Regions from separate parts of the Homo sapiens genome. Here region 1 is linked to region 2. A link is a loop called in an ENCODE intact Hi-C map of the cell type or tissue named here. Cell type or tissue: IMR-90. All regions are shown on one strand. Each heading gives the region's core, and the rest is flanking DNA. Links, peaks and the distances in the headings are about the cores only. Region 1 has its middle 47 kb from the start of MCM5. Region 2 has its middle 24 kb from the start of RASD2.

Evidence for each region. Peaks named below come from ENCODE experiments on the same cell type or tissue, not always from the same donor. Only the 100,000 strongest peaks of a DNase experiment are listed, where the experiment ranks them.
Region 1: a loop joins it to region 2, with 2.2 times the contacts of the local background. A loop is called at or near these places in 9 of 110 quality-filtered maps.

Annotation. Positions count from the first base shown.
Region 1 is chr22:35,442,680-35,451,005 of GRCh38, forward strand. It overlaps a transcript of MCM5 not described here. Among named protein-coding and RNA genes, the nearest start is that of MCM5, 47 kb to the left of the region's middle. RefSeq lists enhancers at 5,298-5,357, 5,393-6,359, 6,360-7,325. In IMR-90, for the core only: no CTCF peak of the experiment used is centred there; a DNase peak (open chromatin) is centred at 3,872; H3K27ac peaks cover 1,191 bases.
Region 2 is chr22:35,560,788-35,569,113 of GRCh38, forward strand. No RefSeq gene overlaps it. Among named protein-coding and RNA genes, the nearest start is that of RASD2, 24 kb to the left of the region's middle. RefSeq lists an enhancer at 703-1,434. In IMR-90, for the core only: a CTCF peak has its summit at 4,986; DNase peaks (open chromatin) are centred at 1,214 and 4,884; H3K27ac peaks cover 1,300 bases.

The sequences.
Region 1 (8,326 bases), core at 214-8,213, 120 kb before region 2:
CTCCTTCTTTAATGACTGTGATTACATTGGGCTCATCCTGATAATCCCCAAATAATCTCCCCATCTTAATTTGATCTCATCTGCACCTTTGCCATGGAAGGCGCCGTGTTCACAGGTTTCAGGGATTTGTCCATGAACATCTTTCCAGGCCACTACTCTGCCCCTGACAGGAGGCATCAGTGGGCTCTGTTTGTTTCCCATTGGGTTTGCCATGGAAACATTGGAGATTGGACAGTGGCAGGAGGATAAAGTGAGGGTACGTGTCCTTGGCCCCCTTCTCACGGGGTCCTAGCTCCTGCCCTGGCCTTTGGGTCCCCCTTCACAGCTCTGGAAACTGCATCCTCCTCTGGGCAGCCATGGAGATGGCTTTTGCTTTTCAGCCTGAGGACCACACTCTCCCTCTCAGCACTCCTGAGCCCAGCCCCGCACCTTCCTCGCCATTCCTCATTAAACTGCCACTCATTCGATTGCCACATGAGCATGAGTGAGGCGAGCAAGGTGCCCAAGGTGCAAAAAAATTTTTTTTACATGGAATCTCGATCTGTCACCCAGGCTGGAGTGCAGTGGCGTGATCTCAGCTCACTGCAACTTCCGCCTCCCAGGTTCAAGTGATTCTCCTACCTCACCCTCCCCAGTAGCTGGGAATACAGATGTGCACCACCACGCCTGGCTAATTTTTTTTAATTTTTAGTAGAGACAGCATTTTGCCATGTTGGCCAGGCTGGTCTCAAACTCCTGGCCTCAAGCGATCCTTCCCCCTCGGCCTCCTAAAGTGCTGGGATTACAGACATGAGCCAACATGTCTGGCGTCAAGGTGCAAAATTTGTGCAAGGGTTTCCTCTCAGGGCCACGCCAGTGCTGCGCCTGCCTCACCCTGGTCTGGCCTGTGAATCTTTTCCTGCCTGAACCTGCTCACACCCTTGGGCTGTGCCTTCTGCCTGGACTTCTCCCTCACCTTTCCACCTTTCCAAATGCAGCCTGCTTGGACCACCTTCTGGTAACAGTTCCTCCACTTCCAGCCCTGCAGCCTCCTGCACAGTGGGGGCCCAGAGGGGATGCTCTTGTGTATTCCAGTCTGCCAGGTGCTTGCACTTGTTTGTGGCTCTGCCTCCCGCACTGCATGTGAATTCCTCCTTCAGGATGGTGCCCCTTGAGCCCAGTGCAGGCCTCGGAGGGGGCCGTGGGCCGTAGACTTGGAGGGTAAGGAGCCAGAACACATGGTTTGAATCCCTGCCCTGCTGTTACTGGGTCTGTGATCTTGGGCAATTTACTTGGCCTCTCTATGCCTCAGTTTCCTTATCTGTAAAATGGGAGCAGGGATAGTTCCTGCCTTTTGTCATGGCTTTGATGATTAAGTGAGATGATGCTACAAAGGAAGAGCCTTGTGCCTGGCAGACAGTAAAGGCTCAATCCATGTTAGCATTGGTGCTGTGGTCATATGAGGGACTCAGGAAAGGTTGACTGAATTTATTAGAACTGACAGGCAGGAGAGAGAGAGAGAGAGAAGAGAACAGAGAAAAGAGAGAGGAAAGGGGAGGAGGGAGAGAGGGAGAGGAGAGGAAGTGGGGAGGAATTAATGGGTGAGAGAGGTGGAGAGAGGGGGGCTTGAGGCTGAGGAGTGAAGGCTGCCAGGTAATTCAAGGGGGAAGCAGAGAGAGAGCAGAGGGCGTTAGGCAGGGTCTGTGGACTTGAGTGAGAGCTGTTCCATCACCAGGTGCTGTCTGCAGCCAGCTGCTCTCAAAATAGCTGCCCTGCTGGGGCTGGGGCTGATGGAGGAGCAGGGCAGGGAACCCCATCTGGGCACATCCTGGATCCCTCCTGGGCTGTCGCGGCCCAGAGCTTGGCGAGGAGCCCCTGTGGCCTGTGACTCGTGGTTGAGATGGGGATTTGGAGGTCCCTCCTGTGGGGTCTGTGTGCGTGGTGGGCAGGGGTAGGGGAAGCTGCCCTGCTGGCCTGGGTCTGGGAGTATGCTGAAGACAGGCAGGTAATGGCCGTGATAATAATGATGACGTTTATGGCAGTGATAAGCATCATCATCCAAAATGAGGCAGAGGCCAGGCACAGGGGCTCATGCCTATAATTCCACTGCTTTGGGAGGCGGAGGTGGGAGGATTGCTTGAGGCCAGGCATTTGAGACCAGCCTGGGCGATGTAGCAAGACCCTGTCTATAGAAAAAATTTAGAAAATGAGGCAGATGCAGCAAAGTTGCCCACGCATGCTCCCCTCTCCTTCTTCCTCTCTAAAGAATGCCAGTTATGCTCATGCAGCCCAGTGAACGCACTCACCTCCCAGACTCCTCTGCGGCCAGAGCGACCCTGTGACCTGCTTCTGGCCAATGAGATGGAGGTGGAAGCTCACCAGGTGGACATTCTATTTGGAAACCGAGAGCTGGGCTGTCCAGAAAGAACATAGACTGTGGGGTCACACCAGCCTGGGGTTGCTCCCCAGCTCTGCCATTTCCTAGCCATGGGAACTTCCTGAGTCTCAGTTGTCTCATCTGTGAAATGGGAATAAGCGTGACCTCACAGGTGGACACACCTGAGGGCAGCTGCTCCTGACACGGACCCTGGCATGTTTCAGAATCCTAATGGGCTTTCTGGGCCATTAAGGGAAAGTGTAACCTGTGTTAGATGCATTTGACTATGCTTTTTTTTTTTTTTTTTTTTTGAGACGGAGTCTCATTCTGTTGCCCAGACTGGAGTGCAGTGGCTCGATCTCGGCTCACTACAACCTCTACCTCCTGGGTTCAAGTGATTCTCCTGTCTCAGCCTCCTGAGTAGCTGGAATTATAGGCATGCACCACCACACCCAGCTAATTTTTGTATTTTTGTATTTTTTTTTTTTTTTTGAGATGGAGTTTCACTCTGTTGCTCAGGCTGGAGTGCAGTGGCGCGATCTCAGCTCACTGCAAGCTCTGCCTCCTGGGTTCACGCCATTCTCATGCCTCAGCCTCCTGAGTAGCTGGGACTACAGGCACCCACCACCATGCCTGGCTAATTTTTTGTATTTTTAGTAGAGATAGGGTTTCACCATGTTGGCCAGGATGGTCTTGATCTCCTGACCTCAGGTGATCGGCCCTCCTTGGCCTCCAAAAGTGCTGGGATTACAGGCATGAGCCACCACACTCGGCCCTGCATTTGACTATGCTTTGAAGATGTTTTAGCATTTGGTCCAATTCAGCTGAGTAGATAACTTTTCCTGATACCCGATACTCAGAAAATTGGAGTGACCTCCCAGATGGTACTTCTCAGTCGGGTCATACTGCAACCTGTGTTCTTTGAGGTCAGCAACACTGCATCTGGTTTATCTCCACATCTTTCTGCTTAGCCCAGTGCTTGACACATAGTGGGCATTTGCGCCCATATTTACAGAGTGAGTGGATTGGTCTCTATCTGTTCAGCAAGTGCTTCTCTGTGCCAGGCTCTGTACTGAGTGCTGGAACAAATCATCCCAATGAAAAAACTCAGCATAATGATGGATGAGGCTCTGTGTGTTCTCCTCTGGTAGGCATATCCGAATTTAACAGGAAGTAACGTCTTGAGCAGAAGGAACAAAGCAGCCCTAATAAGGGTATGTCAGGGTGTTGCGGGGAGAGGTGTCCCTGCCATGATCCTATGAAAGTGGGTCATTAGAACAAGGCCCTGGCTGGAACATTCTAGCACTGGGATTCCCCACAGAGGAAGCCAAGTGTCCAGGTGTAAATGAAAGGGAAGCCCTCTCTCCTGACTCTAGCACTGTCTCTCACACCAGCCATATGTAAGACTTTGTCTAGTACCCCCATCGCTGTACCTCCAGCACACAGAGCTGCTGCGCACCCTGGAAGTGAATGAGCGAGTGGACGAGCAGATGACTCAGAGGCCAGCTCACAGTCTCGTGGGCGAGGCAGACAAGAAACAACCAAGCAGAATGCCCCCAGTGAGCACTACGGCATGTGGAGGGGAACAACCGGGGCGCCTGCAGGAGGGAGTGGCTGCCCGTCCGCAGTGGGAGGAAGGAGTGAGGAATGGAAGCCTCCCTCAACTCTGCCCGCAGAATTTTCCAGATTGGCTTCTCCTCTAGTCCTGGACTCACCGCACCCCCTCACCTTCATATTTCTCTCATCTCGGTTCCCTGAGCATCTTCATCACCCAAATCCTTTCTGAGAGTCTTTTCTGAATGGGGGGGTTTGTTCTAGAGATTCTAGTTCCCTCCGCAGAGACAAGTGCTCCGGTCACCAGTGTCCTGCCCCAACTGCCCAGGTGGGTCACGAGGCCCCTGCATGAGCCAAGCCCTCCGGGGGCCTCAGCATCACCTGTACCCTAAGGCATCAGTCTGCTCTGCCCCGACTCCGGGCAGCGGTCCGCGCTTCTCTAGGACAGAACCAGCTCAGGGACGGCAGCTAGAAGACCAGGGGTTCAGCCCCAAGGCTGGTCCTGCTGGCCCTTCCTGGCCGAGGGCGTGCAGCATCAGCCTCGGGCTTCCCGGCTCTGGGTGGGAAACCTGCGTCCCTCTCGGTGTTGCTGTGAGGATTCGACATGAAGCTGTGTGGGAAAGTGCTTTGTAAACTGCAAAGGGTGGAACAGATGGGAGTGTTACTCTCTGCGCTCCTTCCCCGACGGGTTTGGGGGTTCCCAGCCCACATGAGGGTTCTGCTGCCTGCACAAGAGCCCCTTGTTCCTTCTGGGTTTGAGTGACACATGGCTTAGCGATGCCCGAGATTGTATCTGTAAGGAGTCCTCTCTCATTCCTGGGAGAAGGGTGTGGGGCTTATGGACTTTTTGTTGTTGTTATTTTATTTATGTATTTATGTATTTATTTATTTATTTATTTTTGAGACAGAGTCGTATTCTGTTGCCCAGGCTGGAGTGCAGTGGCACGATCTTGGCTCACTGCAGCCTCTGCCTCCAGGGTGCAAGGGATTCTCCTGCCTCAGCCTCCCGAGTAGCTGGGACTATGCACACACATCACCATGCCCGTAATCTATTTTTAGTAGAGACAGGGTGTCACCATGTTGGCCGGGCTGGTCTCGGACTCCTGACCTCAAGTGATCGGCCTGTCTCCGCCTCCCAAAGTGCTGGGATTACAGGTGTGAGCCACCACACCTGGCCAGCTCATTAACTCTTAAGGAGGAAACCGTCCACAGCCTTCGGGTTGGGGCAGGCAAGGAGCGGGGCTGGGAGAGACCGGGCAGCAGCGTGCTCTTGTGAAGCTGCTTTATGCCCTTAGCCCCCTCAGTCTTCACAGATCCTGCCTCCCCGAGTCCACTCAGGGAAACGGGGCCCCTGGGGCCTGGCATTGTGCCCAAAAAAATCCAGGGGAATGACCCAGCAGGTTTGATAAAACTACAAGAAACAACAACGCCCTTTCCCTGGTTTCTCCCCAGGTGGGGAACTGTCCCCTCCTCCCACACATGCGGTGTCTCATGTCTGCTGATGTTTACTCTGAAAATGAGACCGGAAACAAGGGCTTGGGGGAGGAGTCAGCATGAGGACCTCAGGGCCGGACTCTCTATGTCTCAGTTTCCTCTTCTAGAAAATAAGAATGATCAAAGCGCCTGCCTCGTACAGTGGTCATGAGGATCGAACGAAGAGAGCTATGTGGAGAGCCTGGCCTACGGGAAGGCGAAGTTGGCTTTAGCTATGTCTTCGTCTCTGCTCATTCTGGGGTCCCAGCCTCCTTTGTCTCCCTCTGGACCGTGGTGGGAGCTTCCCCACTGGCCCCCTCTGCAGAGTCCTCCCCACTGCCATCCCTCCCCTCTTCCAGCAGCTGGAGTCATCTTCCCAACCACATGCCAGACCCTCCACTCCTGCTAAACGCCCCACAAAACATCATCGTATTCGTCATTCACTCACTCAGCACACATCTGAAGTTCCGCAGTGCCCCAGGCCGGGCATCAGACCCCGAGGATGCAATGGGGAATGAGACAGACAAGGGTCCTGGCTCTCCAGGAGCATGCATCCAGCCTGGTGTGGGAGAAGACAGCGATGAGGAGACAGAGGGAACTGAGGGAGGTGTTAAGTGCTGGGCATTGGTCATCTATTATCATAATAATGCCACAAACGAACACCCTCCAGGTTTAGTGGCTTCAAACAACACGCATTATTCTCACTCTGAAGGCTGTCTGTTGAGTGGGGATCAACAGATGGAGTGACTAGACCGGGCTTAGCTCCAGGGCTGCTTCCTGGGCCTCTCATCCATGGACCACTGGGCCACCTGGGACTTGTTTGTCCCATGGTGGTGGCAGACGGGCAAGAAGTGAATGGGGACCTGTAATGCCCAGCACTGGGACACTCACTTCTGCCCACATTCCATTGGCCAAAGCAAGCCTCATGGTCAAGTCCAGCATCAGTGTGGTGGGAAAGGACACCCTGCCTCTGGTGGGAGATGAGGCAAAGCCACAGGAGGAAAGGGGGGTTGTCAGCAGGGCAGGTTGAAGAACTAGGAGCAGGAAAGCAACCCGTATGGGCTTTGCAGGAAACCGAGGGTACTGAGATGAGGACTCCCTGAGGCGTCTGCTTCTCAGGGCTGGTCAGGGTTGGCTTCTCTGAGCCGCTGTCACTCAGGCCTAGAACTGAAGGAGGAGGAGAGCCAGCCATACAGTCAGGGAAGAACGTTCTAGGCAAGCACAGAAACGAAGCAGAAATGAATCGCTGTGTCTTTGGAACTGACAGAGGCCCAGGCTCCTTGCCCCTATCGTGTCTCTGCACTTAAGTCCATGCTGAGTACCCCAGCTATGGCCTCTCTGTCCCAGCCATGGCCTCTCTGTCCCTGCTGTGGCTTCTCTGCCCCAGCCATGGCCTCTTTTTCCCAGTTGCGGCTTCTCTGTTCCAGCTGTGGCCTCTCTGCCCAGCCGTGGCTTCTCTGTCCTGATTGTGGCCGCTGTGTCCCAACCGTGGCCTCTTTGTCCCAGCTGTGGCCTCTCTGTCCCAGCCGTGGCCCCTCTGTCCCAGCCGTGGTCTTTCTGCCCCTGCTGTGGCCTCTGTGCCCCCGCCCATGCTGACATGTGGCAGTTTTCCGGCACCTTGCTCTGTCCTATTACTGGCTTTGGCTATGCTCTATGCTCTGCCTGGAAAGCCCTTCCTCTTTCTTGGGCCAAATCCTACTCATCCTAAGATTTATATTTTTATTCTTATTTTTTTTAGAGACAGGGTCTCACTCTGTCTCCCAGGCTGGAGTTCAGTGACACAATCACTGTTCACTGCAGCCTCAACCTCTTGGGCTGAAGTGGACCTCCTGCCTCAGCCACTGGAGTAGCTGGGGCTACAGGTGTGCACCACCATGCCCAGCTAATTAAAAATCTTTTTTTGTAAAGATGGGGTCCTGCTATGTTGCCCAGGCTGGTCTCAAACTTCTGGCCTCAAGCAATCCTCCTGCCTCAGCCTCCCACAGTACTGGGATGGTTGGGCCTTGGGCTGAGAAGGAGACAGGGAAGGGTGCTATAGGAGCTGTGTGATCCTAGGTGAGCTGTCTGACCTCTCAGATTTGTTCTCATCAACAGAATGGGGATAATGGAATCTGCCTCCTGGGACTGTCACGAGAATTAGATGAGGGATTTTGGAAAGAACATGGCCCACGGTTGAGTTCCGGAGAGGCTGCTTCCTCTCTGGGCGACCTTATTCCACTTCTCTGATCTTGAGTTTCCCAATCTGCAGAACAGGGGGAAGGAAAACTGCCCCCGGGACTGCTGGCATTAAATGAGATCGTGCCTAGAAAGCCCTCGCAGGAAGACCCCCTCCAGGGTCACACACCTCTCTCTTTCCCTCCCCTGTCCCTTTCCCTCTCCCCTCCTGGGACAGACTCCAGGGGAGGAAGCGCTGTCTCTAAGTGGGTGAGGACTCGCCCAGACTCGCCCGCCTGACTCCGCCTGGTTTCTACGTTGCCACCCTTTTGCCACCAAATGGCCACCTTCAGGGTTGGCCCTTTCACTCCCACTGGAGAATCCAACCGGAGCCACAGTCACTGACCAGGGACTTCTGAAGACAGGAGGAGCATCGAATGAGAAGATCCAACCAACAACCCGGTCCCCACGGCAACACGTTGACACTGGTCCTCTCCACCTGAGGCCTCGTCTGGGGCTCCCTACATCTTCAGAAGTGGTTCTACTTTTATGCCCCATTTGTCAATGAGGAAAGAGTTGGGAATCCAGAGAAAAACCCGGGTCCATCTGACTCCAAAACCAGCACTCTGTCCGCTCACGCTTTTCCATGTCAGAGGGCTGTGTGTGTTGAGGAGGGGTCTACCCACTCCTTCATCCCCCAAGCCCTCAGGAAACAAAGAGAGTCCAGCACATAACAAGTGCTCAAGTGGTTGTAGATGAGCAAGGGAATGAATGATGGACAAGCAAGTG
Region 2 (8,326 bases), core at 324-8,323:
GTTCTGGACTGACCTCCCTGGGTGGGGAGATGATGCTGGAGTTGAATATAACAGATAAATAAAGGCTAACCAGAAGAATGAGGGAGGATGTTTCTGAATGGAGTGGGCAAGGGACTAGAGGCAAGACAGTGCCTACTGGAAGTTCAATGTAGCTGGAGCACAGAGGGCAAATGCCTACTGGTCCTGGAAATACTGGAGATATCCAGCTGCCACAGGACTTTTGCACATGCTGTTCTCTGCCTGGACAGTGCTTCCTTTTGGGACCATGCTGGCTTACTTGCTCACTTCATTCCTATCTCAGCTCAATGTCACCTACTCAGAGAAGCATCCCCTGACCTCTCAACCTAAAATTACTCCCTAATCCATCCCTCTCCCCCCTTCTCCCTGCCTTCTCTTTCCTCAAAGTATTGATCATCATTTGACGGTTTTGGTTTTGTTTTTTTTTTTTTCGCTCTTGTGGTCCAAGCTGGAGTACAACAGCACAACATTAGCTCACTGCAACCTCCATCTCCCGGGTTCAAGTGATTCTCCAGCCTCGCTTCCCGAGTAGCTGGGATTACAGGCGTGTGCCTCCATGTCCAGCTAATTCTTTTATTTTTAATAGAGACGGAGTCTCACTATGTTGGCCAGGCTGGTCTCGAACTCCTGACCTCAGGTGATCCACCCGCCTTGGCCTCTCAAAGTGTTGGGATTACAGGCGTGAGCCATTGTGCCTGGCTCATCACTTGACTTCTTATAATGTGTTTATGATATGTTTCTTCTGCTAAAATGTGAATGACAGGAGACTAAGACACACTTCTCCCAGCATAGCGTAGTGCCTGGCAGACAGTAGGTCTTAGATAAATATATCAGGAGTTGGATGGATGAATGAAGGGAGAGGCATATCAGATACACCTTTTGGAAGCCCCCTCTGGCTGCAGTGAGTGGGTTGGAAGGGTGTTTGAAAGGAGGCCGGGAGAGGGGGTTTCAGTTATCCAGGTGGGAGCCGATGGCATGAGTCTCTCTGGAGAGCCAACATGAGGATGATGAGGGGTCGGGTTTGAGGTGGGAGACAGAAGAGCTGGAATCTCCCAGGTGGAGGGCGTCGCATTGGGTGGGGAGGCAAAGGTGGGGCTCGGGATTGCCATGTGCGAAGCCGGTGGATGGTGATGCCGCCCACTCAACTGGGGCTCCAAGAGGAGAGAGTGCACATCGGAAGGCCTCCTGCGGTGAGCATCAAGGAGATGAGTCACATCTGTGTTATGTGGCATTTGAGGCTCCCAGGGGCCCTTCAAGTGCAATTGCCTGACAGGAGCCTGGCTGTAAGGGTCTGAAGCTGAGGAGAGAAGGCTGACCAGAGTGAAAATCTGGGGTTCCATCAGCCATGGAGAGGGTGGCCACTAGGCCATACAGCGAGAGGAGGACCAGGAGGAACGCCGTGACTTAGGGAAAGGCAGAGGGGGGAGGGATGGAGGAAGAAAGGAGAGACGGACAGAAGACAAGTTGGTGGGGTCATGGAAGCCGAGGGTAGGGGAAGGTTTGAGAAGAAATAAATGGTCTCCGATATCAAAAGCTGCCAAGAAGCAGGTTGAAGGGTGTCGACTAGGCCCGTGACGGGAAGGTCACTGGAGGCTTGGAGCCCAGGCTGTGGAGACAGGCTATGTTGCATGGGAAGAGGAGGGGGTGGTGAACAAATTCCAAGAGCATTCTTTTCTTTCTTTAAAAAAAAATTTCAGGCCGGGCATGGTCGCTCACACCTGTAATCCCAGCACTTTGGGAGGCTGAGGCAGGTGAATCACCTGAGGTCAGGAGTTCGAGACCAGCCTGACCAACCTGGAGAAACCCTGTCTCTACGAAATATACAAAATTAGCCAGGCGTGGTGGTCCATGCCTATAATCCCAGCTACTCAGGAGGCTGAGGCAGAGGAATCTCTTGAACCCGGGAGGCGGAGGTTGTGGTGAGCCAAGATCGCACCATTGCACTCCAGCCTGGGCAACGAGAGCAAAACTCTGTCTCAAAAACAAACAAACAAACAAACAAACAAACAAATTTCAATAAGGGCCAGATGCAGTGGCACACACCTGTAATCCCAGCACTTTGGGAGGCCGAGGCGGGTGGAACACTTGAGGCCAGGAGTTCGAGACCAGCCTGGCCAACATGGTGAAACCCCATTTCCACTAAAAATACAAAAATTAGCCAGATGTGGTGGCACACACCTATAATCCCAGCTACTTGGGAGTCTGAGGCATGAGAATCGCTTGAACCCAGGAGGCAGAGGTTGCAGTGAGCCCAGATCAAGGCACTGCACTCCAGCCTGGATGACAGAGCAAGACTCTGTCTCAAAAAACAAAAACAAACAAACAAAAAAACCCAGGAAATTTCAATAAGCATAATTGTAAAACTGAAAGAGGAACATGAGGCAAAATAGAAGGGAATGAGGTGTTCTAGAAGGGTGGCTGTTAGTATTATCATCATTCTTTAAGAGGGAGAGACTTCAACTCACTGAAATGCTGATGAGAAAGATCCGGAAGAGAAGGAGGAGGATGCTTTGGGGAGAAGGAAGGGGTGATTGCTGGAGAGGGGACTCTGGAGACAGAGGAAGTGCTGGGACCCAGGCGCAGGCAGACGGGTGTGACCATCAGGAGAGATGATGATCTGCAAGGAGAAGGCTGGGAGAGGAGACTGCAGTGGACTGAGCTGAGCCTGGGCTGCGGGGAAGCCTTTGTCCTGCCGTCCTAGGCTCTTGGCTTCCCGGTGTGTTGCCTGTTGGAGACAGAGCTTGGGCCCCAAGAGAGGACGTTCTCAGCTCTCTAGTGTTTTTATGAGAAATTAAACTTGAATTCGAAAAGCCCAAATCAATTTTATCTCAAATGAGAGGAAGTGAACAGAGACAAAGGCTTTGGTCCAGAAAGGCGGGGAGTGGAATTCATAGGACATTTAATATTCACTCCACAAACACAGAGCTCTCTCTGGGCCCTGGCGGCTCTGGGTGCTGGAGGCAGATGAATAAATTTCTCAAGGAATCTGGGGGGCAGGAGGGAAACAGACAGACATTGCAATTAAGGAATGTAATTGCTAACATGAATAGGAAAGTTTCTCAGAGGAGGTAACAATTCTAGCTGCCTCTAAAGGATTTATAGAGTTTTACCAGGAAACACTCCTAGAAGTGAAGAATCATATTATTCTACTTAATATAAGTGTAATTTTACTTAATATAAAAGCCCTTAGCTCGGTACCAACATACCATCAGCTTTCAATATCATTGAGCTATTAAAATATTATTATTATTTATTATTATTATTTTCAAGACAGGGTCTTGCTCTGTCGCCCAGGCTGGAGTGCAGTGGCACAATCATGGCTCACTGCAGTCTCGACCTCCTGCGCCCAGATGATCCCCTCCCACCCCGCCTCAGCCCCCCATGTAGCTGGGATTATAGGCATGCGCTACCACGCCTGGTTAATTTTTGTTTTATTTGTAGAGATGCAGTTTTGCCGTGTAGCCCAGGCTGGTCTCAAACTTCTGGGTGCAAGTGATCCACCCACCTCAGCCTCCCAAAGTGTTGGGATTACAGGCGTGAGCCACCGCACCTGTATCCCAATTTTTTTCTGATACTTACAATTACTGTGAGCCCTTGACATTCACATGAAATAAGACAAGATCTCTAAGAATCTCACGCTGGGAAATACTGTCTTCTGCATAAACTATCCCTCTTTAAAAGGAGCAAAGCGCAACTGAAATGTTAAGCTACTATCTTGGACATTTAATGACTATAAGAACAGAACCAAAGCCATTTCCACAGTTATTAACACATTGGAGGCCTGAAGCCTCCAATCTCACTTGAGCTGTTCTTTGCTGGCTCCAGAGGCTCTTGAGCTGCGTGGGGAATCACTTTTCCTGGTTTCCACTGAGAGCAGCATATGGTGGGCTCACTTGGACCAAAGATTCAAGCCAGGGCCAAGTTCAACTCTCCACTCTTTAATCCACTCCTTGCTCCTACTTTTCAGACTAAAAGCCAACACATTCCCAGATACCTTCATCTTTCTCTCCATTATTAGCACTAGCAATTGGAGTTCTTCTGAGGTCATTTTCCAGAAAGAAGCTGTGTTTATTGCCAGGTCATCAGCTGGCCTCACTCACTAGCTCAGTTCCACGCTGACATTTTTGCCCCAGCAAAATTACAAATTAGTACCAGCCACGGACCTTTGGATTATTTGAAACGACCCAAAACTGCATGTTAAATTCTTGAATGTCAAGGATTTCCTGGGCTTTCCAGTCTCTACCACTCCTGAACTCAAGCTTTAAGTCACCTAATGTCCCATTACCACTTAACACACATGCACACATCATGTGCACAAAGCCACGTGCATGCATGCTCACACAGACACATGCATTGGTACATGTGTATATAAAAATGCACATGAACACACAGGCATGTGCCATGCACATGTACACATGTACATATATGCACCCCCATACATGCTCAATGCATGAACACATTCATGCATAGTATGCACGCACATATCTACCCTCTGTCATCACACATGCTTACACGCATATAATGCATACACACAAATGCACAACACCATACACACAGACGTACACATGCATTTACAGCCATGCACACACACGGACATACAAATGCTTGCACACACATGTGTATAAGCACACACAACATGCATGCATACAGAGGCACAGCAGGCACAGGCTTGCCCACACACTCTGCCAAGAACAAGTCAGGAGGAGGAGGAAGGTAGACACATCATTCTTCTCCCTCTAGTTCAAATGACTTCTCTTCCTTGGCACAAACTTTTGTTTTGATATCTTTTGTTATTTTTTTAGATCGCAAAGACATGGGATGGAAACCAAATCCCTGGGGTTTCCAGATGGAAGATGTGGTTTCTAACAACGCATCTACTTAGGCAAACTGGAATAGCAAAAGAATCTGGAGGCCTCTTGGAGTGTTTGTGATATCTGCAGCACCCCTCCAACTTCTCCTCCCCCTCTCACCCGCCTACCCCACCACAGGGAGGCAATGCAGGGCTGGACGCCCTGCTCTTGCTGCTAACTGCAGCTCTGCCATCTTTTCACTGTGTGAACTCAATCAATCCCCTCCCCATCTCTGGTCCTTCCAGATTTGATGGGGAGTGGATAGACCGAGGTTCAGTTATCCCCATACACAGATGAAGAAATCGTGGCTGCAATAGGTGAAGAGGGCCTCCTGAAGGTCATACAACCAGAACCCACATGTTGCAGCTTCCTCCCAGTGCCCATCGCTACGGGGCTTCTCGTGCTTGAATGTGCATATGAATCTCCCTGGGGTCTTGTTAAAGTGCAGACTCTGATTCAATAGGTCTGAGGTGGACTTAAGCTTCTTTCTAACAAGCTTCAGTTTTAAGATTCTTTCTGGCTGGGTGCGGTGGGCCCATGCCTGGAATCCCAGCACTCTGGGAGGCGGAGGCGGGCGGATCACCTGAGGTCAGGAGTTTGAGACCAGCTTAGCCAACACGGTGAAACACCGTTTCAACTAAAAATGCAAAATATTAGCCAGGCATGGTGGTGCGCACCTGTAGTCCCAGCTACTCAGGAGGCTGAGGCACGAGAATCGCTTGAACCTGGGAGGCAGAGGCTGTAGTGAGCCAAGATCGTGCCATTGCACTCCAGCTTGGGCAACAAGAGTAAAACTCCGTCTCAAAAAAAAAAAAAGATTCTTTCTGACAAGCTCCAAGGTGATGCTGATGCTGCTGGTCTGTGAGTATACTTTTACTAGAAAATTATGTCACTCAGACCAGGCACCGTGGCTCACGCTTGTAATCCCAGCACTTTGAGAGGCTGAGGCGGGCGGATCACGAGGTCATGAGTTTGAGACCAGCCTGGCCAACTTGGTGAAACCCCATCTCTACTAAAAATACAAAAATTAGCCAGGTGTGGTGGTGCATGCCTGTAATTCCAGCTACTCAGGAGGCTGAGGCAGGAGAATCGCTTGAACCCAGGAGGCGGAGGTTGCGGTGAGCCAAGATTGTGCCATTGCACTCCAGCCTGGGTGACAGAGCAAGACTCGTCTAAAAAAAAAAAAAAAAAGAAAAAAAGAAAGTTATATCACTCTTCCATGGTTTTTAAAAAGGTGTAATGGGGCTGAGGTTTGACTCTCCTGCACAGCTCCCCACTCCCCTGGCTGGGACAGTGATGACAGCATCTTGTGTCCTCCCTTTCTCTTTGGTTCTAGGCCCCTGGTGCGACCCACCTCCCCTTCCTGAGCCATTTCCTCACCTATCCCACCTTTGGAGCTGAGGATGCTCAGTGGGATGGAGATCTGATTCCGCACGCTCCGAGTGCCTTGCTACCTGGATGCCTAGGACACATCCCTTCTCCTCCTGAAGCCTCAGTTTCCCCATCTGTACAGAGAGTGGGTTAGATTTGTCCTCAGAACTGGCTGCACCTCAGAAGCACAGGCAGAGTTTTTACGAAGTACCCTGGCCAGGATGCCACTCAGATTTTATTTCATTGGATGGGGGTGAGGCCCAGACGTGGATATTTTTAAAAAGCTGCCCAGGTGATGCCAACGGGGTGCCAGGGTTGAGAAGCACAGATCTGGTGATCGCTAAAGGTCAGCCCAGCGCCGACTGTCAGAGTGTGTGGTCCCATGGCCAGGTCTGCACACTGACACCATGCTGTCCTATGCAGCGCTCAGAAGCAGATTGGAAAAGTCTCAAAAAGATCTCAGTGCAGCTATTAGACAAGGTCACGCGCCCCCTCATGGGAAACGGCTCTTGAGTTGATGATCAGGATACAGACCCTGGCAGAGAGCTGAACTTTCTTTTCTGCTGACTGACACATGATGAATACTTTAATTAAAGACTCAACCCCACACATCAATCATCAGCAGACCTCCCCCACCAATGTGCCCTCCCACGGGAGGGCTGGAAAAGCTGTCTCTGTGTGCCAGGTGGGACAAGGGGAGGGTGCACCCAGGCTGCCGCTGAGCGCTGGGAGTTAACCTGACATCATGTCCAAACAGGGGGCCCGATTAGCAGGAGGACCCTTGGCTGCCTCACAGCAGAGACAGACCCATGAAAAGATTTTCTTGAAGCCAGCCGGTTGTACGTCTGTACAGTCCAGAGGTTTCCATAGCGACCCGTCTCTTCCTAAGGCTGACAATGGGCTCCAGCACCAGGGGAAGGCTTTCAACGTCCTGAGGATCCCAGCCCGAAATGGATGGGCTGAGCCTGTCTAATCTTGGCTCCACTGGTCCCTCGAGGCACGTCCTTTCAGAAAGGACACTGAACAGGCGGCAGCCCCGCCCCCACTGAGCCCTCAGAGGATGGGAAAGCAATCTTTAGGATGACAGCAGTTAGCGGGTACCTCTCCGTGGTCCCTCTCCACCAATTAGGGCGGTGGATAAGCAGCTGTACCCTGAAGTTAGACCACCCAGGATTCAAATCCCGGCTCTGCCACCTGGGTAACTATGGGCAAGTGACTTGATAGCTGCCTGCCTCAGTCTCCCCAACTGTGAAATAGGGATAATAATACTATCCTCTTCATAGGACTCTTTTGAGGATTACCTGAGTTCATTAAGGGAAGTCCTTACTACAGAATCCGGCACATTGCTCTCATTTTTTACAGCCCAATAGTCATAGATCATGAGACGGTCTCAGTCCCCAGGCTAGAAGGGCTATGCCAGGCCCCCAGTCTCTCCACTGCCCAGGGCGGTGTTTCTGAGGCTTGACCTGGAGGATTTTTAGTCACCCCAATGTCCAGTGCACCCTCCATCTGTGCACCAGGATCTCTGAGGGTGGGACCCAGGCATCTCTTTTTGGAAAACTTTGCAGGTAGTTTCAATGCTTAACCAAAGTTAAGAACAATGGAAATCTGTCAGCTTTTGTGCCTGTAAGGTTTATTTGGCCTGAGTCGTGAGACCCCATGGAGCTCCTGCAGCCTGTGTGGAATCAGGGGAGGGAGGAGTGGACACAAACAATATTTGCACAGTACTAGGCACCCTTTGTGTGCTCATTCATTCATTCATTCCACACAAGCACTTATGCACTTACAATGTGCCCATGCTGTGCCGATAGCCAGGAATGAGACAGAGGGGCCCCGCCCCATGGCACTTACTGACCCGTAGGGGAGGCAGACATTTATGGTTTATCACACAAACACGCTGGCAATGATAAGAACCACACAGAGCAGCTGAAGTGGTCAGGTGGCTTCCCATTCCAGGTGAGATCTGGAGGTTGCGGGGCAGTTAGCAAGTGGGAGAGAGCTGCATGCGGGGAAGGTGGGAGGCGTTGCAGGAAAGGTGAGGGAGACACAGCTGAGCTGTGGTGCTGGCCAGCTGGGGCCTTGCGCCT